Linked DNA regions of Homo sapiens: region 1 is linked to region 2. A link is a contact called in ENCODE Hi-C data. All regions are on one chromosome and are shown on one strand. Each heading gives the region's core, a stretch centred on a gene start or an enhancer-like site at or near the end of the contact. The rest is flanking DNA. Distances are from core to core; before and after follow the strand shown.

Region 1 (6,144 bases), core at 1,926-4,425, 390 kb before region 2:
TTTCTGATTTCTTTAGCATCTTATTTCTTTGTAGTTCTTGACATCTGAATAGGTCAAAGCAGCAATGGAGAAGAAACACACACACATACTCAGTCACTGGACATGATTCTTAGTCAGAATTTGCTTACTTTTAGTTTCAAAGCTCACTCACCATCTCCTTGGTGACCCAGCCTGAAGTTGTAAGCGACTGCACAAGAGTATAACGTAGTCACTACATGTAATATACTTTGTCTTTTGTTCTGTTAGGAATCAGACCCTTTTCCAATTAAATCTGCTTCTTGCCAACAGGTTAAAAGCGTCTTTGTGAATGTGTGAGGAAAACACTGGTGAGGTGTCCGTTAGGAGATAAACCAGTTGACAAATTGAAAGCTGGAGCATCTAGTTCACAATCCCTAAGCCAAAACTTAGGAGTGGAAAGATGACAGTCACGGACTCTGCACGGTGAGCCCCGCCTGCAGCACTGCCCCTCTGGCCTTCACAGCGGGGCTCTCATCAGCGCCTACCTCAAGCGTCACCTCCTCAGTCAGAGCCACGGGACCCAGCCCTCTCCGGCCCCTGCCTGGACTGGATTCTCTTCCTAGCAGTTACCATCCCAGAATCACCCGTGCAGTGATTTGTTTCCCCGATGATGTCGCCCCCCTGCTGCTCATCTAAACTCCACGAAGGCAGGGCCTGCGTCTGCCTTGTCCAGAGATGACAGCCTAGGAACGAAGGCCGGCGCCTGGCCGAGCGTCAGCGATGCTTGGGGAATATTCAGTGGGTGCAGAGGGCGTGCTCACAGCAGCAGGGGCTGCGGCCCTCACGTGCACCAGGCCTGTCTCTTGGCTCTGCTTCCTCCTCTGTGAGATGCAGTGCACCCGTCTTGTGGGGTAATTGTGAGGCAGGCAGGAAACGCACGTGGGAGCGTTTTGCGGTGTGGATAAGCAACACAAAAGGCAACACTGATCACCAGACAGCTCGGGAGGATTTACTGTGCAGAGACACCGTGCTTAGCTGTGGCTTAGACCAGGTATACAGGTGCCTTGTCTCCTTCAACCTTCATCCATTACATCGAACCATGTAACAGTCAGAGTTGATATTATTATTATTCCATTTGAAGAACCATGGAAAGGTTAAGCAATTTACCCAAGGTCGCTCAGCTAGTAGATGATAAAGACCCCAAATCAGGCCCCACGGCCCCCAGTAGTAATAACTAACTATGATCGCAAGCCCATTTCTTATTTTCCAAAGGCTATATCTCAGATGTCCTGGAAGTCTGAGCATCCTGGAATTTGTATTTTACATTGCATGCCAATAATGAGCTGCCACTTGGATTTCGTGCCCTAACTTCTCCTGTGGAGGTCCGAGCAGCGCAATACAGAATGGATGAGTAACAGGGATCTTCACTCTCATCCCTTATACTGTTGACCTCATGAGCTATGGCCAAAGAAGAGGACGATTAATACACACTAAGAGTGTTCCCAAAATATTAGCTAAAAATCAGGACCCCATAGAAAGCAAATGTTTCTGCCACTCAGGCTGCCAAAGATTATGATTGAATATTGGGAAACCAGTTTAAGATCCACTAAAATACATAATCATTGCATTCCGGGAAGTCCCCGACGTGTTCTCCATCACTATCGAATGTGCAACGACCTCCAAAGTGCAGAGATAAGGTTTCAGAAGTTCCCAATAAAGGCTGCATGATCCCAGTTCTTTTCCAATATGCACAATTTTATTTATTTATTTAAATTTTATTATTAATATTTTATTTTTCAATAAGTTATGGGGTACAGGTGGTATTTGGTTACATGAGTACGTTCTTTAGTGGTGATTTGTGAGAATCTGATGCACACATCACCCGAGCAGTATACACTGCACCCAACATGTATTCTCTTATCCCTGACCCCTCCCACTCTTCCCCCTAAGCTCCCAGAGTCCACTGTATCATTCTTATGCCTTTGCATTCTCATAGCTTAGCTCCCATGTATCAGTGAGAACATATGATGCTTGGTTTTCCATTCCTGAGTTACTTTACTTAGAATATTAGTCTCCAGTCTCATCCAGGTCACTGCAAATGGTGTTAATTCATTCCTTTTTATGGCTGAGTAATATTCCATAGTGTATATATATATATATATATATATACAACAATTTCTTTATCCACTCATTGATTGATGGGCATTTGGGTTGGTTCCACAATTTTGCAATTGTGAATTGTGCTGCTATAAACATAAATATAAATTGTGCTATAAAATAAATATAAATTGTGCTATAAACATAAACATAAATTGTGAATTGTGCTGCTATAAACATGCTTGTGCAAGTATCTTTTTCTAATAGTGACTTTTTTCCCTCTGGGTAGATACCCAGTAGTGGGATTGCTGGATCAAATGGTAGTTCTACTTCTAGTTCTTAAAGAAATAAAGGGCATCCAAATTGGTAAAGAGGAAGTCAAACTGTCACTGTTTGCTGACGATATGATCGTTTACCTTGAAAAACCTACAGACTCCTCCAGAAAGCTCCTAGAACTGATAAAAGAATTCAGCAAAGTTTCCAATATTCATAATTTTAAAAGATAGTAAAATGCAATGCTTTCTCCTAATTCTGCAGAAGCAGTGTGGAGGAGCAGAACTCCGGTGCATGGGGCCCCCGAGCATTTCAGCTGCTAACAAATTTATAGCCAAGCACTGTTCCAGTCTGTCTCATGACCAGGCAATCAGCGGGAAGGAAAAATATCTCTGGTTTTGTACTTCCTATTTTTCAATGGTTATGGTGCAAATTCAATCTTACAGCACATTTTGGTGGCGCCATTAAGAGGGCAGTCTGTTGCTTTGTTACCTCTGTTCTTATTTTATCAGAACTTTGTGTTGCTTCATTAGCTACCATTTACAAAAATGGTGCAACTGTTGTTTCCTGCAATGGACAATGTGATGATCAGAAAAATGTGTCTATCACCTTATGACCACTTGGAAGAATGCCACCAACTATTCACAAGAGTGGCAGTCCTAGAGGATCATTCCAGAGAGTTTGCCATGGACATTCCCTGCGGTGGGAACCACAATGGGCAAGGAGTGTGTGTCATCTGGTCAGCCTTTGTGCAAATACTTAGCCTCAGACTGGCCAGCTGGCGTCACTTCCCTTTTGAGAACAAAGGAGCATCCATGTTGGTTTGGCATAAAAGACACTCCAATTTAAACAACAGCCTTTTCTGACTCAAACTTCAGTTTGCACTGAGAAGCCAACCCAGAAGCCGGTCACCACGGAGCCGGGTGCCCTGTCATCCAAGCAAACTCACACTTCACAGTCAACTTCTGCTGCCAGGAAACCACAGAAACTTCGCTGGTTGCTAAGTCTTCGTGGCCTGGCATCCGACACAATCTCCACAGCACCCGGAGACCACTAGGTCCCATGGAATCTAATAACTTGCTCCAAACCAGGAATGTAAGCAGGCACAGGAGGCGAGAGAGTTGGCTCCACTTCCGGCCCATCAGGATCCCCCTTCTGAAAGGCTCATGCCCTTAACTAGAATTAACTTGGGACCTTTCAGTCATATTCATAACTTAAGGTTTGTACTGGTGATATGCACTTGCCAGCCGGCTATTTTGGCCCCAAACAAATCAAATAAATGTAACAAATGAATTTAATCATATTGAAAGGCTGGATAATGGGCATGTTTTTTTTTAAATGGACAATTTCTATGTTTGAAAATGTATTAGTATTTTCAGATCTTTTGAAATGATTAGCCATGCCATTTCCATAATGTTGGAATGCAGTGAGAAATTTGAGTTTGAGGGCAACCTCCACTCTACAGGCAACATAATATTGACCCAGAGACTTTGCGTGCATCCTTGTTTCAGCGTACAGGCCACTAGACATGATCAAAACATGTTTCTCATTCTGTTATGGCTAAGAAAGCACTATAAATTGAAAACTTAAGTGACCGACTTTCTATTGGTTTCATTAAGAACAAACCAGATTCTCAGCTTTGTCTTTTTTTTTTTTTTTTTTTTTTTGAGACAGAGTCTCGCTCTCTTGCCCAGGCTGGAGTGCAGTGGCGTGATCTCGGCTCACTCCAAGTTCTGCCTCCCGGGTTCACGCCATTCTCCTGCCTCAGCCTCCCGAGTAGTGTCCCAACAGACGCCTGCCACCATGCCCAGCTAATTGTTTGTATTTTTTTTAGTAGAAACGGGGTTTCACCATGTTAGCCAGGATGGTCCCGATCTCCTGACCTCGTGATCTGGCCGCCTTGGCCTCCCTCAGCTTCGTCTTAAGTGGACAGAGGGTCATGCCCTTTTTCTAGAAAGAAGCACATGTCATTGCTTACTCAAGGCTATCAGAAAACCTAATAGTTGTCAGATGTGAAATAGAGTTTTGGATTAGATTTGGGCTCCTGTTGGAAATTGGGAATTCTGTGGCTTCATGGGAAAGCAATTGCCATGCAGCACATCACCCAGAGAAACCATCAGACAACTTAGATCCAGAAAAGTATTCTGCTTCTCGGAATAGTGTGTTTGCATTATGAGGAAATATTTCTATTGGGGAAAATATTAGAATAATTGAGGAATGTGGTAGCACAAAATCTTTTTTTTTTTTTTTTGCATAAAATATGCACTCCCCTCTTGCCCCGCAAACCAACACTAGATATCTTGAAAGGGTGCTGAGCAATCCCCACACAATAAGCTTTTCAGTAAAGGATGGTCATCTGGCTATGAACCACAAGAAATGCTACAAACAATAGCAATTACTAATGCATTCTTTGATTCTCAGCGACAGCTGAATGAAACAAAGAAGGGAATCTTTCTTGCGGGGCACATGATTGTGACAGGCTCCTCACCCCACCCATGCAACATTCAACAACCTCTCCGCCTGGCACTGTGTGTCTCTTTCTTGCCATTCTCTATTTGCCCTTTGCAAAATATTGATGACCCTTGTTGCCATTCAGTGGGGCATGGAGGTAGCATTTTCTTGGAGATGGCTTTGCAGCATAGGAAAACGAGTCTTTGGCTTTACCTGGAAGTCTGTGGTGTTGCTGGAAGGAGAGGTTATATACTTCGTCAACATGCAGTTGTGTCTCTACCGTGCCAATGTTACAGAAGTGTATCTTTCAAAGGACCCTGGTTTTAATACATAGAATAAAAACCAACTTCACAGGGAAAAAGTAGAAAAGAATTTTTCTTAATCTGATTGAAGTTGGGGGTAGGTGCTTTTAACGGAAAGAGACAAATAGCTGCTTGTTTACTGATGAGATGGGACAGTGGCAGGTAGACGGTGAAGTAGGAGGTTGTGTTAACAGCAGGCTTCTTGGTGTCTGTTAAAGATTGTTTGTTATGGAGGGGGGTCCTAATAGAAATGACTGCAGCTTTGACCTGAGGCTCACTGAAGACTTTCCAGGAGTGCTTTTTAAGTAATGCTTTTAAAAATAGAGCGTGCTCCTGGGACCTCATCAAACTGTGGTCAAAGGAATGCTCAATATTGTTAGAAGCAGGTTCTGCTCAATACCAACTCCTGAACTTCACAATCTATATGTGACAGAAGATCCATCATGATGACAATTTTGCATTTTAATTTTTTAGAAGATAAACTACATAATATAAAGCACATTGCAATTCTTAATATCTCTTAATGCTTTTAATAATAATAATACCTATTTTTCTAAGGGAGTAGGAAACATATGGGAGAACATTCACAGAAGGAGCATAAGGAGCGCTCCTCCAGGGCTGTGGCAGGCCTGTGGCAGATTGAGGGTTTCTAGCTAGAGCAATATGAGTGGACACATATTTACACTAGCATTTCTTTAATGCTTTATTTTCATTGAATTATGAAACTCCCTTTAATTCTTAGCAATAAAAAATGCTGGTTATGTTATTAGGTAAACCTTCTAGAATGGAAGTCATTTCTTGGTTCAAGTAAGGATACCAGAGCACTCTATTCTTGGAGCGTATGAACTCAGCCCCTTAATGATCCCCCTTCATTATACTGCATTTTCTTTTGGGCCCTTGGCCATGATCAAAGAAACAGCCATTTGAAAAGGCCCACTGCATTTGCTTTACAAATACTGCTGAGGACATTGCCCTGTACTGTGTGACCTTCACTTAGAATTTTATCTTAGGAAAAGTCTTATTCTGTTAAAGCACAGTATACTCTGTGCTTTCCTACTTTCTC
Region 2 (6,017 bases), core at 3,228-5,727:
TCTCAGTTGCTTTCGCTTTGATAGGTAGCTAAGAACACCTGCCATACTTTTCTGGCAGTTTCTTAATTTTGGAAGTTAAAGGAAATAATAAAAATTTGAGGAATATACAAGACATTATATATGCACCTATTATTGCTATCCTAACAGATCCTAGATCAAAGATTCAATATTTTGATTACCTACATTTTATTGTATTCCCATTCTTAGAAAATTGGCAATCTTAAAACAATCTTTACTAACTTTTTCTAAGGCTCACCTATGAGTGAAAACTGGGAATATATATCAGCCAATTGAATTAAGACATCAGACTAATAGCACATTAATTTTATTAAATGGTTACCAAGAAATTCTATTAACCCTCTCAGGTTCTACACTTCGAGCTGATTTAATCTACAAAATGCTTTGCATGTGTATGAAGTTATATATTTAAATGTTCTTTGCTGCCAGCTGTGAAGCCCATAAATATTCTTCTTGCAAACAAGAAGCGCACAGCCTTCATGAGAAGCAGTTTGCCTCCTTGTCCATTGTTTTTCTCCCCGATAGGCCTTGACAGCTGATTTACAGGAAGAGGCCTCACCTTATCTGCATCTGTATTGATGTGTTTGGTGAGCAAAAAAGCAACTAACAGACTTAATTTTAATCAGGGAAAAAATGGACTTTACTCATTCTCTCAAGCAACTACCTAAATTCATCAGGTTTTTAAACCATCTTCTCTTACCCTCAACATGGAAATTCTTCAAAGGCAGTACCAGGACAAGGAGAGAATAATTATCCACTCTAAGCCTCCGTAACTTGCTTAGGGAACATAATCATGGCTTCTCTTCCATGATATACAGCAAAACATTTCAAATTTGTACCTTTGATAAAAATTTACAAATTGGCAACAATACATTGACCAATCAGGAATTTGAGAGAAACCATTAAATATTAAATCTCAACTTATTAAAGCAAATGCTTTATACTGTCAAATCCTAGAAAATCTGTATTTTGGGCAGATAAAATAATAGCCACAATGATTTTAACTACACACATTGCAGATCAAAGACTCCAGACCACTTGCTAAATAGAAACAAGAATAATTCAACATGGCGAGTGGGACTCAAGTTTACATTGCTCTTAGGCAACCAAGTTGGCATGTTCTGCTAGACAACTTACTTTCTAAAGAATTGAAACAAGACTCTAAAACTCCCGTTTTTCTGTACCATTTTTATTTTATCTGTCTTCAGTATATATAAAATTCATTTGGTGAAAACTACTAGAAGAGGCCTTTTAACTTTAAATTACTCCATTTTAGAGACATGAAATGCACAGCTCTATAGATACAATAGGTATGGAATTACTTCTTCCCCTGTTACAAGAATGTTTTCTTTAGTTATCCTCTTGAGGAAACTAATAACGTTAATATTTGCTTCCCTTTATAGATGATATAAATTAGTTAAAATAAGAAAATATCTGTATAAAAACTAGTCTTTTTTTGTGTCTTCCTTCTCTCTCCCCCACCCCCACCTCCCTGCTAAACCCATTTTTTAGAAAGTATAACAGTCAAAGTTGTAAAATCCATTACTCTTGTAGGGGAGAAAAAATAATACCTTTTCCTCACCAGCTACAAGAGTCATGGCGGAGACTACTATAACAGAAGGCGGATTAACAAGAGAAAAGCATAAAAAAATTTATGTAACAAAAGTTTTCTGTGACACAGGAAGGTGCCTTCTGAAATTAAGACCCAAAGACCCAGGAAAAACTATGTAATTTTTTTGCATAGGTTCCAGGAAAAATGTACAGTTGTATAGAAATGTGACTGGACAAAAAGGGGGTACGACCTAATGTACTAAACTGAGGGGACTCTGCAAGGCTTATTTGTTTAGCTTCTTCTTGGCCTTTCTGTTCAGGGCAAGACACCTATCACTTGAGGGTCTTCAGGGGAGAAAGGAGAAGGTCAGAAAGTGGCCTTTCTAGGTTTTATGGTTTGCTTTGGCAAAGAGAAATTTTGGTTTCTATGAACCTCCTCAGGGGAGAAAGGAAGATGAAGGAAAGGAGGGAGGGAGAAGGTGAGAGAGTGACCTCCGAGGTGTCACATTTTGGGGTAGCGTGTTCTGAACCCTGATACTCCTCAGTTAAACGTGTGCTGAGTTGAATTTCTAGCCCTGCTAATTCAATTAGGAAAAGGTAGTTCCTTTGGGTTCATGTATAGAAACCAAATAAGTTAAAAATAACAAAGCTCCTCAGATAGTTGGGCAGATTTCATTCTAGTAGACATTTAAAAGAAATTGAAGATTGATGCATTTAAAACCAATAATTAGATGTTTTTATCATTGTACATTTCTTGCAACAACTCTGGCCATTTATTAGTCTATTTTTAGGTGAGAGAACAAAGGTACAAAAATGGCAAACGGGAAAAGAGACAAGCATAAAACAGCTTCGCTTCAATCATCTACTGAAAAAAAAAATGATAGAGAGGCATAAGTTCCTATGTCATCATTGTGCCTTCATGGAGGCCTCCAATTATTTAAGGTAGAATATTTTTGGGGTTCAGAACATGATACTCCAAAATATAGCACCTTTGTGTACTGTTTTAAGCTCAAGAAAATGGAAAACGCCGCAGAAGCAGGAGGGTCTCTGTGACTTTTCCTGTCCTCTGTCTCCTGAAGTAGGCATGGAAACTAGAATTCCCTCCACCCCTTCTTCCCTGAAACAGGCCATGACCGCAGGGAAGGCCACTCTTTGACCTGCGGCCTCACTTCTTCCCTGAAGACCTCATGTGACAGGAGTACTGCCCTATACCAGGAGGGAAGGAATGTCACTCAGGAACACGGAGAAGAAACTGGGCAATCAGGTCTCCCTGAGTTGCCCCCAGTTTGTACCGATTGGAGCATGCCATTTCATCCTCCAGTCTTACTTCTGCATGCCTGTCCATAAAAGTACACACATCTCTGTTTCTTTGGGTCTCCATTTCTGAAGGCTCCCATGTCACATAACCTCTATTAAATAAATGTGATGTTTTTCTCTTGTTACTCTGTCCTTTGCTCTAAGGTTCTCAGCCACGAACCTTGTGATAGGTAAGGAAAATATATTACTTTTTCTCCCCTATAATATAGTGATTGGTTTGGCTCTGTGTCCCCACCCAAATCTCATCTTGAATTGTTATACCCATGGGTCAAAGGAGGGACTTGGTGGGAGATGACTGGATCATGGGGGCAGCTCCCCCATGCTGTTCTCATAATAGCGAGTGAGTTCTCATGAGATCTGATGGTTTAAAAGTGTGGCACTTCCGCCTTCTCTATCTCTCTCCTGCTGCCATGTAAGATATGCCTTGCTTCCCCTTTGCCTTCCACCGTGATTGTTAAGTTTCCTGAGGCCTCCCCCGCCATGTGGAACTGTGAGTAAATTAAAACTCTTTTGTTTAGAAATTATGCAGTCTCAGGTAGTTCTTTATAGCAGTGTGAAAACAAACTAATACATATAGTTAGACATTACTTAAGTGCTAAACACAACATTCACCGAATATTCAAGAGTTAATATATGTCAGCACAATGATGATACCAATATGGCTTCTAAATTAATAGTTAATGTTTTACAGTAACTTTTCATAAACCATTTTCTTGTCAGGTAACAACAAGAATATACACACATTTATTTTTAAAAGCCTTCTGTCAAGTTGCATTAAAAGCAGGTTGCAACATGATTGGCAGAATTAAGAAGCCTTTGAAACAGGTAACACAGTTGCATTTAAGTGTGGGCAACGAGAACATATTTTATATCTTAGATCTAGTTTATTAAAGAGACCTTAAATTAAAAAAAAAAAAACAGAGCAAATGGATCATCTGGAGAATTCAGAGCTAAAGTGATTAATTAGACCTTATTTTGTCTTGAACAGATTTACTAAGCATTTTTCAAATAGCCACATTGTTTGTAATTACCAAAATCACACCTCCATTGGCCAGCCTAAGTTACTTCATGCATGAATGACAATCTGATGGAACACTCTTGTTAGAGCTTCATTCTTCATTGTAATTAGCCATAATCATAGCCTTCCTGGGTGCATGAGAATGTGCAAGCCGCTATTCACAACCCCAACCCATTTGAATATGAATCTTCTCAGTAAGGAGCAATAAAATAGGAGAAACAAAGCAGTTTCTCTAGGGAATTTTGTAAAGCATCTCTACTCTAATTCTGCCTCCCTTCAAAATGTTCCCTCTCCGGTATCTGGATTCTATTTGCTAAAACAAGGGTGGCTTAATGAGGACAATGGCTTATTATTTCTTAAGTGACACGGGAGGGCCCAAGTATTCCAGGCTTAGTTCTTTCAGTCTTTGCCAAGGACACAAGGAACAAAAGAACAAGCAAGTGTGCGTGGAAAAGAGAACTCGGACTGGGCTATACTCTGTGAACTCTCGGAGCAAGATGGGGGCCTTTGCTATTCCGGAGCTCAAAGGCTGTTGCTTGCTTGCTTTCTTCTTTCTCCCCTCTTTACCCACCCCGCTGCAAATGACTCAGACATTATAGAAAAAGGCTCAAAGCAGCAGGGATTGAAAACAAAGGCTAAGTGGAGGAGGGGTGACATGTCTGATCCCGTCCCAAGCACATTCATAGTGAGCCACCTACTGGCAACTCTACTTTTCCTTCTGTTATTGTCTAATCACCTAAACCTCTTCAGGGAAAACCTAGGTAAACCCGCTGGAGTCACTCCAGATGCCTTCTCAGCCAAAAATGGGAAAAACAAAATTCAGGGGGAAATAAGCTTCAGAGTAGTGCTGTGTCTTCAGAAGAAAACTCAATCCTTCCAGCAAAACTATGGCTAAGTAGCAGGTGTAAAGAATTATTCAAACGGCTATTTGTAAAAGAATCATCATTTGACTTATGAAGCAAAATCAACTACTTATTTACACTAATCACATCATATATGAAAAGTGTGGTGCTGCACACGCTACAGATCTGGTGCTCCTTCAAGACCTTTACCATTTGTGTGGAGAGATTTTTTTCTTCGAGACGTGCCGCTCACCTATTAAGATACCTGTTTAGATTATTTGCTACCAGAAGATGCTCCAGGGCTGCAGGAGACTCGGGATGATTCTCTGATCATCTCCTGGGCTTGGACCTTCATCATGTTGAAATGACTCTCCCAAGGCCACACAGCCGGTTGAATGTATCACTATTAAAGTACCCGATAACAATACAATTCAGCACTTCCACGGCTATATGCACAATGCAGTTTTAGGCCAGGTGCGGTGGCTCATGCCTATAATCCCAGCACTTTGGGAGGCCGAAGTGGGAAGATAGCTTGAGGCCAGGAGTTCAAGACCAGACTGGACAAAAGAGTGAGACCCTATCTCTACAAAAAATTTAAAAAATTACCAGGCATGGTGGCACACTACTGTAGTCCCAGCTACTCGGGAGGCTGAGGTGGGAGGATCTCTTTTGATCCTAGAAGTTCGAGGCCGCATTGAGCTGTAATCACACCACTGCACTCCAGCCTGGGTGACAGAGCCAGACCAAGTCTCTAAACACAACAATAACAACAACAACAACAAAACCAAAACTCGCAGCTTTGGACCTGAACAAGGATAAGTGGCCCTCCCGGTCAAGGAAGGCATAAAGTCCGGCATGGGTGGAGGTGGCCTGGGACGCTGTCTGAGAAATGAGGGGCAGAACCTGAACCCGGACTCCGTGAGAAGGGGCCATAACTGACTAGCAACAACATCTGTTCACTGGTGCCCAAGGAAGGCCAGTTAAATCACCTGTCTCCCACCCAGTGTCCACTGTGCTCCAGGAACTGCTACGCCCTATGGAGGCATCTCCAGTGGAGAAAACATGACTAAACGTCCCAGAAGCAGGGAGTTGGGGCGCTGGGAAGCTGGGGTGGGAACACACACCGCTGGGACGATTGGGGGTATCTATTCCCATGTCCCTTGTCATAAGTTACATTCAAATTGACAGGAGAGCTTCTTCCTGGCTATTTGCTTCTCTGATCTCTCTGTTGTCTCGTACCATATTTTGGGATTATTTTATTTTGAAAGCCA

Evidence for each region. A loop is a pair of places that touch in the nucleus more often than their neighbours do. Pooled maps may share reads with other maps.
Region 1: a loop to region 2 is called in a map of dorsolateral prefrontal cortex, with 7 times the contacts of the local background. The contact joins two enhancer-like sites. A Hi-C loop is called at or near these places in 3 of 168 maps with a recorded cell type or tissue (dorsolateral prefrontal cortex and posterior cingulate gyrus) and 5 of 50 pooled maps.

The regions. Positions count from the first base shown.
Region 1 is chr6:163,246,867-163,253,010 of GRCh38, reverse strand. The region is part of intron 4 of PACRG (parkin coregulated); the gene reads right to left. Among named protein-coding and RNA genes, the nearest start is that of PACRG-AS3, 58 kb to the right of the region's middle. Within about 2 kb of position 3,175, at least 3 of the 41 ENCODE cell types and tissues checked have a DNase peak (open chromatin) inside an H3K27ac peak, as active enhancers do; they include dorsolateral prefrontal cortex, where a contact is called at or near this core.
Region 2 is chr6:162,855,556-162,861,572 of GRCh38, reverse strand. The region is part of intron 2 of PACRG (parkin coregulated); the gene reads right to left. Among named protein-coding and RNA genes, the nearest start is that of PACRG, 130 kb to the right of the region's middle. RefSeq lists enhancers at 3,756-4,318, 4,422-4,716, 4,319-4,882, 2,675-5,775. Within about 2 kb of position 4,477, at least 4 of the 41 ENCODE cell types and tissues checked have a DNase peak (open chromatin) inside an H3K27ac peak, as active enhancers do; they include dorsolateral prefrontal cortex, where a contact is called at or near this core.